2 separate regions of the Homo sapiens genome follow, and region 2 is linked to region 1. The links are chromatin loops, found by intact Hi-C in ENCODE. Cell type or tissue: mammary epithelial cell. All regions are shown on one strand. Each heading gives the region's core, and the rest is flanking DNA. Links, peaks and the distances in the headings are about the cores only. Region 1 overlaps LOC124902678 (a long non-coding RNA gene). Region 2 has its middle 6.8 kb from the start of TMEM216.

Evidence for each region. Peaks named below come from ENCODE experiments on the same cell type or tissue, not always from the same donor. Only the 100,000 strongest peaks of a DNase experiment are listed, where the experiment ranks them.
Region 2: a loop joins it to region 1, with 9 times the contacts of the local background. A loop is called at or near these places in 4 of 110 quality-filtered maps.

Annotation. Positions count from the first base shown.
Region 1 is chr11:61,186,501-61,189,413 of GRCh38, forward strand. The region is part of intron 2 of LOC124902678 (a long non-coding RNA gene); the gene reads left to right. Among named protein-coding and RNA genes, the nearest start is that of PGA3, 16 kb to the right of the region's middle. In mammary epithelial cell, for the core only: a CTCF peak has its summit at 1,228 (motif pointing left); no DNase peak of the experiment used is centred there.
Region 2 is chr11:61,384,370-61,387,282 of GRCh38, forward strand. No RefSeq gene overlaps it. Among named protein-coding and RNA genes, the nearest start is that of TMEM216, 6.8 kb to the right of the region's middle. RefSeq lists a silencer at 1,295-1,454. In mammary epithelial cell, for the core only: CTCF peaks have their summits at 734 (motif pointing left) and 1,382 (motif pointing left); a DNase peak (open chromatin) is centred at 1,383.

The sequences.
Region 1 (2,913 bases), core at 86-2,585:
CTTAAGTCACATGACCCCAGTCTTGCTGAGCGCACATCAATGTTAGACTTTCTGCATGTGAACAGTGTGACATTGCCCATGTAAGCAAATGTCCTTGGAGACACACACTAAAGATTTAGGAGCAAAGGATCATGATGTCTGCAAGTAGCCAGGCATGCGGGGCCCAGAGCCTTTCTGCCCGAGTTCAAACCCCAGCACTGATATGTACGAGTCACGTGACCTTGGAAAAGTTTGTTTCTGGGCCTCAGCGTCCTAATCTGTAAACTTGGGATAAGAATAGTCCCTTCTAGTCATGGGTAAGGGCAAGAGTAGGTATGCTAATGCATGTGGGTTTCTTCCTGGGGTACTGGAAATGTTCTGAGATTAAATCACGGTGATGCTTTTACAACTCCGTAAACATGAAAAAGACCACTGAACTGTACACTTCAGATGGGCAAATTTATGATATGCGAGACACACCTCAATAAAGCTGTTAAACTTTATAAACAACAACAAAAAATCACAGGGAAGAACAGTTTCTGCCTTCTAGGACTACAGTGAGGACTCAATGAATTTAACATATAAAACATTTAGAACATGCCTGTCACCTCGTAGCATGAGCTATTTCTATTTTATTTTATTTATTTATTTATTTTGAAGCGGAGTCTCGCTCTGTCGCCCAGGCTGGAGTGCAGTGGCTCGATCTTGGCTCACTGCAAGCTCCGCCTCCCGGGTTCACGCCATTCTCCTGCCTCAGCCTCCCGAGTAGCTGGGACTACAGGCGGCCACCACCACGCCCGGCTAATTTTTTATATTTTTTAGTAGAGACAGGGTTTCACCGTGTTAGCCAGGATGGTCTCCATCTCCTGACCTCGTGATTCGCCCGCCTCAGCCTCCCGAAGTGCTGGGATTACAGGCGTGAGCCACTGCGCCCAGCCGAGCTATTTCTATTTTAAACACCAGACAAAGACCAAAAGGTTAACAGTTAGCCAAAGGATTTAACACTCATTCTATCCAAAAGGCAACTGTATGGACAATTTTTTTCTCTCCTTATACTTTTCTGAGTTTCTTCCGTGATTGCTTTTAAGATGGTGGGAAAGCTAAGCATTATTCTATAAAAGAGAGGGAAAGACCCCCAATAGAGAGGAGGCTATATCTTTGCTGGGGTTGCCTGGGTTCCTGCTGGAGTGAATTATTCCCCAGAGAAAAAAGGCCATCAGGAAGCCTACTGTCAGTGGAGGACTGACGCCTAGTGGCCAAGGCGGATATTACATGCATACATGTGGTGGTCTTAGACCCGCCCATTGGTTCCATCTACTTAAACAGTTACTTAGCGACATGAAACCACTGTAATATGAACTCTCCTACCTTTAGACCTGCGAATCCCATTTTGAGAAATACATCTCACATAAGTAAATATATGTTTATTATTATTAGTTATAAAATATATATTAGCTACAAAGATTTTCCCAGGGACTCTATTACCAGTGAAAGATGGAAGGCACCCCAGATTCTAAGAGCAGGGAAATTATCAATAGGAAAGAATCTGCTCCTGGCTCTTTTTCTTTTGTTTATTTATTTTTTTTGAGACAGGGCCTTGCTGTGTCGCCTAGGCCGGAGTGCAGTCCGCGATCTCGGCTCACTGCAACCTCTGGCTCCCGTGTTCAGGAGATTCTTCTGCCTCAGCCTCCTAAGTAGTTGGGACTACAGGCACGCACCACCATGCCTGGCTAATTTTTGTTTTTTTGTTTTGTTTTGTTTTTTTGAGACGGAGTCTTGCACTGTCGCCTGGGCTGGAGTGCAGTGGCGTGATCTCCATCTCAGCTCATTGCAACCTCTGCCTCCCAGGTTTAAGCGACTCTCCTGCCTCAGCCTCCCAAGTAGCTGGGATTACAGGCACCCACCACCATGCCCAGCTAATTTTTTGTATTTTTAATAGAGATGGGGTTTCACTATGTTGGCCAGGTTGGTCTCAAACTCCTGACCTCGTGATAAGCCTGCCTTGGCCTCCCAAAGTGCTGGGATTACAGGTGTGAGCCACCATTCCCGGCCTGCTCCTTGCTCTTAAAGTGATGAGCGTGGACTACATCTGCCCATCTGTCTAAAGAAAAGCACAGACCATTTTTACAAATACACAATTTTGATATATTGCAAAAATGTTTGTGCAGAACAGAATGCAATGAAAAATTAGCTGCCTGAGTTTTTATTACAAAGGTTATATGAACTATAGAATACAGTTTTACAATAAATATATTTCCTAAAGAAAGTCTACAATTAATATTATCTTCTAAATAAATATTATGACTTTTAAATGTTTCCAATGGTTAGACACATATATTTGGCTATTTAAAAATATTTCCCAGGTAGACAATGTTTTACTTTAAGGCCTGTTCATTTACTTTTTAAAGTTTTTAAATTTGTTTCTTGTTGAGACAGGGTCTCACTTGTTGCCCAGGCTGCAGTGCAGTTGCACGGTTCACTGCAGCCACAACCTCCTGGACTCAAGCCACCCTTCCACCTCAGCCTCCCAAGAACCTGGAACTACAGGCACACACCACCATGCCCCATTAATTTTTAAATTTTTTGTAGAGATGGGGGTCTCGCTATGTGTCCCAAGTTGGTCTAGAACTCCTGGGCTTAAGCAATCCTCCCACCTTGGCCTCTCAAAGTGCTGGGATTACAGGAGTGAGCCACTGCACCCAGCAAGATCTAATAATAAGAACGTAGCCGGGCACAGTGGCTCACGCCTGTAATCCCAGCACTTTGGGATGCCAAGGCAGGTGGATTGCCTGAGGTTAGGAGTTCGAGACCAGCCTGGCCAACATGGCAAAACCCCGTCTCTACTAATAATACAAAAATTAGCTGGGTATGGTGGCGGAAGCCTGTAATCCCAGCTACTCCAGAGGCTGAGGCAGGAGAATTGCTTGAACCCGG
Region 2 (2,913 bases), core at 221-2,720, 200 kb after region 1:
CACTCACTGGGCAGTGTGAAGTTCACTGATTAGCCCAGGCCAGAGCTGTTTCACAGTTGCCAGGCAAGAAACAACCCTCCAGGCCAAAAGCAAGCTAAGGCTGGTAGGCAGGTGCTTAGAGCACATGGGGACACCACCTGCCCAGAGCACATAGCAACACCACCTGCCCAGAGCACATAGCACCCGCATTGGGAGGCCCCTAGGAAACAACCTTCCAGGTCGCAGGTGAGCCCCAGCTGTCAGACAGATGCATCAAAAGAGCTGGAATGCCCCATGTGCTTGGAGTGCATGGTGTCCACACAGGATATGGAGGATGGGAATCAACCCTCTGGGATGCAGAAGAACTCAGATTGGTGAGCAGACGCACAGAGGAAGTTGGGGCACAGCCTTGACCGCACGTTGTCCATGCCTGGAGGGCTTTGGGGAAAACCATCCATGGCATAGGTAAGCCAAGACTAGGGGGCAGGTGCACAGAGTTAGGGAGCTGCCCCAGGTGGAAGGCCTGGAGTAAGCGGCAACCATGACAAGGAGTCCACAGCAAGTTGGTCACGGGGCCTAGACCAGATCGGCAAAGTTGCCAAGGGAGTGCCGGCTTTGGGTGTGCAGCTGGAGTGGAACACCAGCAGATCTCCCAAGGCGTGCCCTGCTGATGGACGATGGAGCAAGGCCCCTAGCTGGAGTGCACTGGAACCAGAAGACAAGCCCTTTCCTTCCTGCAATGTCCTTCTAGCGTCCTCTGCTGACAAAGCCTAACATTGTACTCATTGTAGGGAGAAATGCTTCGAGTCTAGTTATCGCTTAACAGACACCGAAGGGTAGGTAAATAATGAAGCTGAGAGGCAAAAAATAGGTAACTGGCAGAAACCATTCTTCCAGCTACTCCACTACCATATGCACTCTTTACACAAATTTTGAACTCCCTTAGTAGCTACATTCCTACTAACAAGATATCTCCTCTCTAAAAGTGAAGTTCTCAGCCTTCCCCCAAATGATAAGACACACAGTCCAAACAGTCACTGTATCCATAGCTGGCTAGATTACTCCACAGATTTGTCGTGATCCCTATTACCTAAAAACTATTACCTAAAAACTATTACCTGTGTCTATTACCTAAAAACTAGATTGTAAAGTTGACCTCCAACAATTTGCACATAAAATAACAAAGGGAGGCAAAAGACATGGTCAGTACATACAAATAAACACATGCATGTAAGAAGCAAAGAAGAATATGCATCGCTGCTACAGTCCTCGTTTTTGTAACTGATCATTTTTGTAACTAATCACGGTCATAGTTGACATCCATGGTTTCCTTAGAAAAATCCGAAGGCTGCACACTGGAACCCGGGAGAGCCTCTTTGTTTCTGCAATAGCCCTCTAGTGCCCTCTGCTGACAAAGCTTAACACTGTACTCACTGTACGGGATAAATGCTTAGCGTCGATCCGGTTATCATGGAACAGAACAGGTACTGAGAGTGAATCTGGAGCTGAGGCAGTGTTGATAACTGCCATACTAGGAAACCACTAAATATTCAGAAATTAAATAAGGCTGGGCACGGTGGTTCACGCCTATACCATGTCACTCGAGCTCAGGAATTCCAGACCAGCTTGGGCAACATGGCAAAACCCCACCTCTACTAAAAATACAAAAATTAGCCAGGCGTGGTGGCACGCACCTGTAGCCCCAGTTACTCGGGAGGCTGATGCATGAGAATAGCTTGAGCCTGCAAGGCACAGGTGGCAGTGAGCTGAGATCGCACCATTGCACCGCAGCGTGGGCAACAGAGAGTCTGTCTTAAAATAAATAAAATAAAATAAAATAAAATAAAATAAAATAAAATAAAATAAAATAAAATAATAAATAAAATAAAATACACTTATAAATAGCCCATGGGTCAAAGAAGAAATCATAAGGGAAATTAGAAAACACTTTGAACCCAGCTGGGCGCAGTGGCTCATGCCTGTAGTCCCAGCACTTTGGGAGGCTGAGGCGGGTAGATCACTTGAGGTTAGGAGTTCAAGATCAGCCTGGGGGCAACATGGTGAAACCTCATCTCCACTAAAAATACAAAAATTATCTGGGTGTGGTGGCACACACCTGCAATCTCAGCTACTTGGGAGGCTAAGACAGGAGAATTCCTTTGAACCCAGGAGGTGGAGGCTGCAGTGAGCTGAGATCGCACCACTGCACTCCAGCCTGGGCAACAGAGTCAGACTCTGTCTCAAAAAACAAAAACAAAAACAAAACAAAACAAAACAAAAAACCTAAAGAAAGTAAGAAGAAGGAAATTATAAAGAGCAGAAATTTGTAAAATAGAAAACAAATTTTATACGATGAAGAAAAAGAAAGTCGAAAGCTGTTTTTAAAAAAATTAATAAGGCTGGGCACGGTGGCTCACACCTGCAATCCTAGCACTTTGGGAGGCCGAGGCGAGTGGATCATGAGGTCAGGAGTTCGAGACCAGCCTGGCCAACATGGTGAAACCCCATCTCTACTAAAAATACAAAAATTAGCCGGGCGCAGTGGTGGGCGCCTGTAATCCTAGCTACTCGGGAGGCTGAAGCAGGAGAACTGCTTGAACCCAGGAGGCGGAGGCTGCAGTGAGCCGAGATCACACCACTGCACTCTAGCCTGGGTGACAGAGCAAGACTCTGTCTCAAAAAAATAAAATAATAATAATAATAATAATAAGAAACCAGGCATGGTGGCTGATGCTTGTAATCCTAGCACTTTGGGAGGTCGAGGCAGGTGGACTGCCTGAGCTCACCAGTTCGAGACCAGCCTGGGCAACATGACAAAACCCTGTCTCTACTAAAAATACAAAAAAAAAAAGCCGGGAGCAGTGGCTCACACCTGTAATCCCAGCACTTTGGGAGGCTGAGGCGGGCAGATCATGAGGTCAGGAGATCGAGACC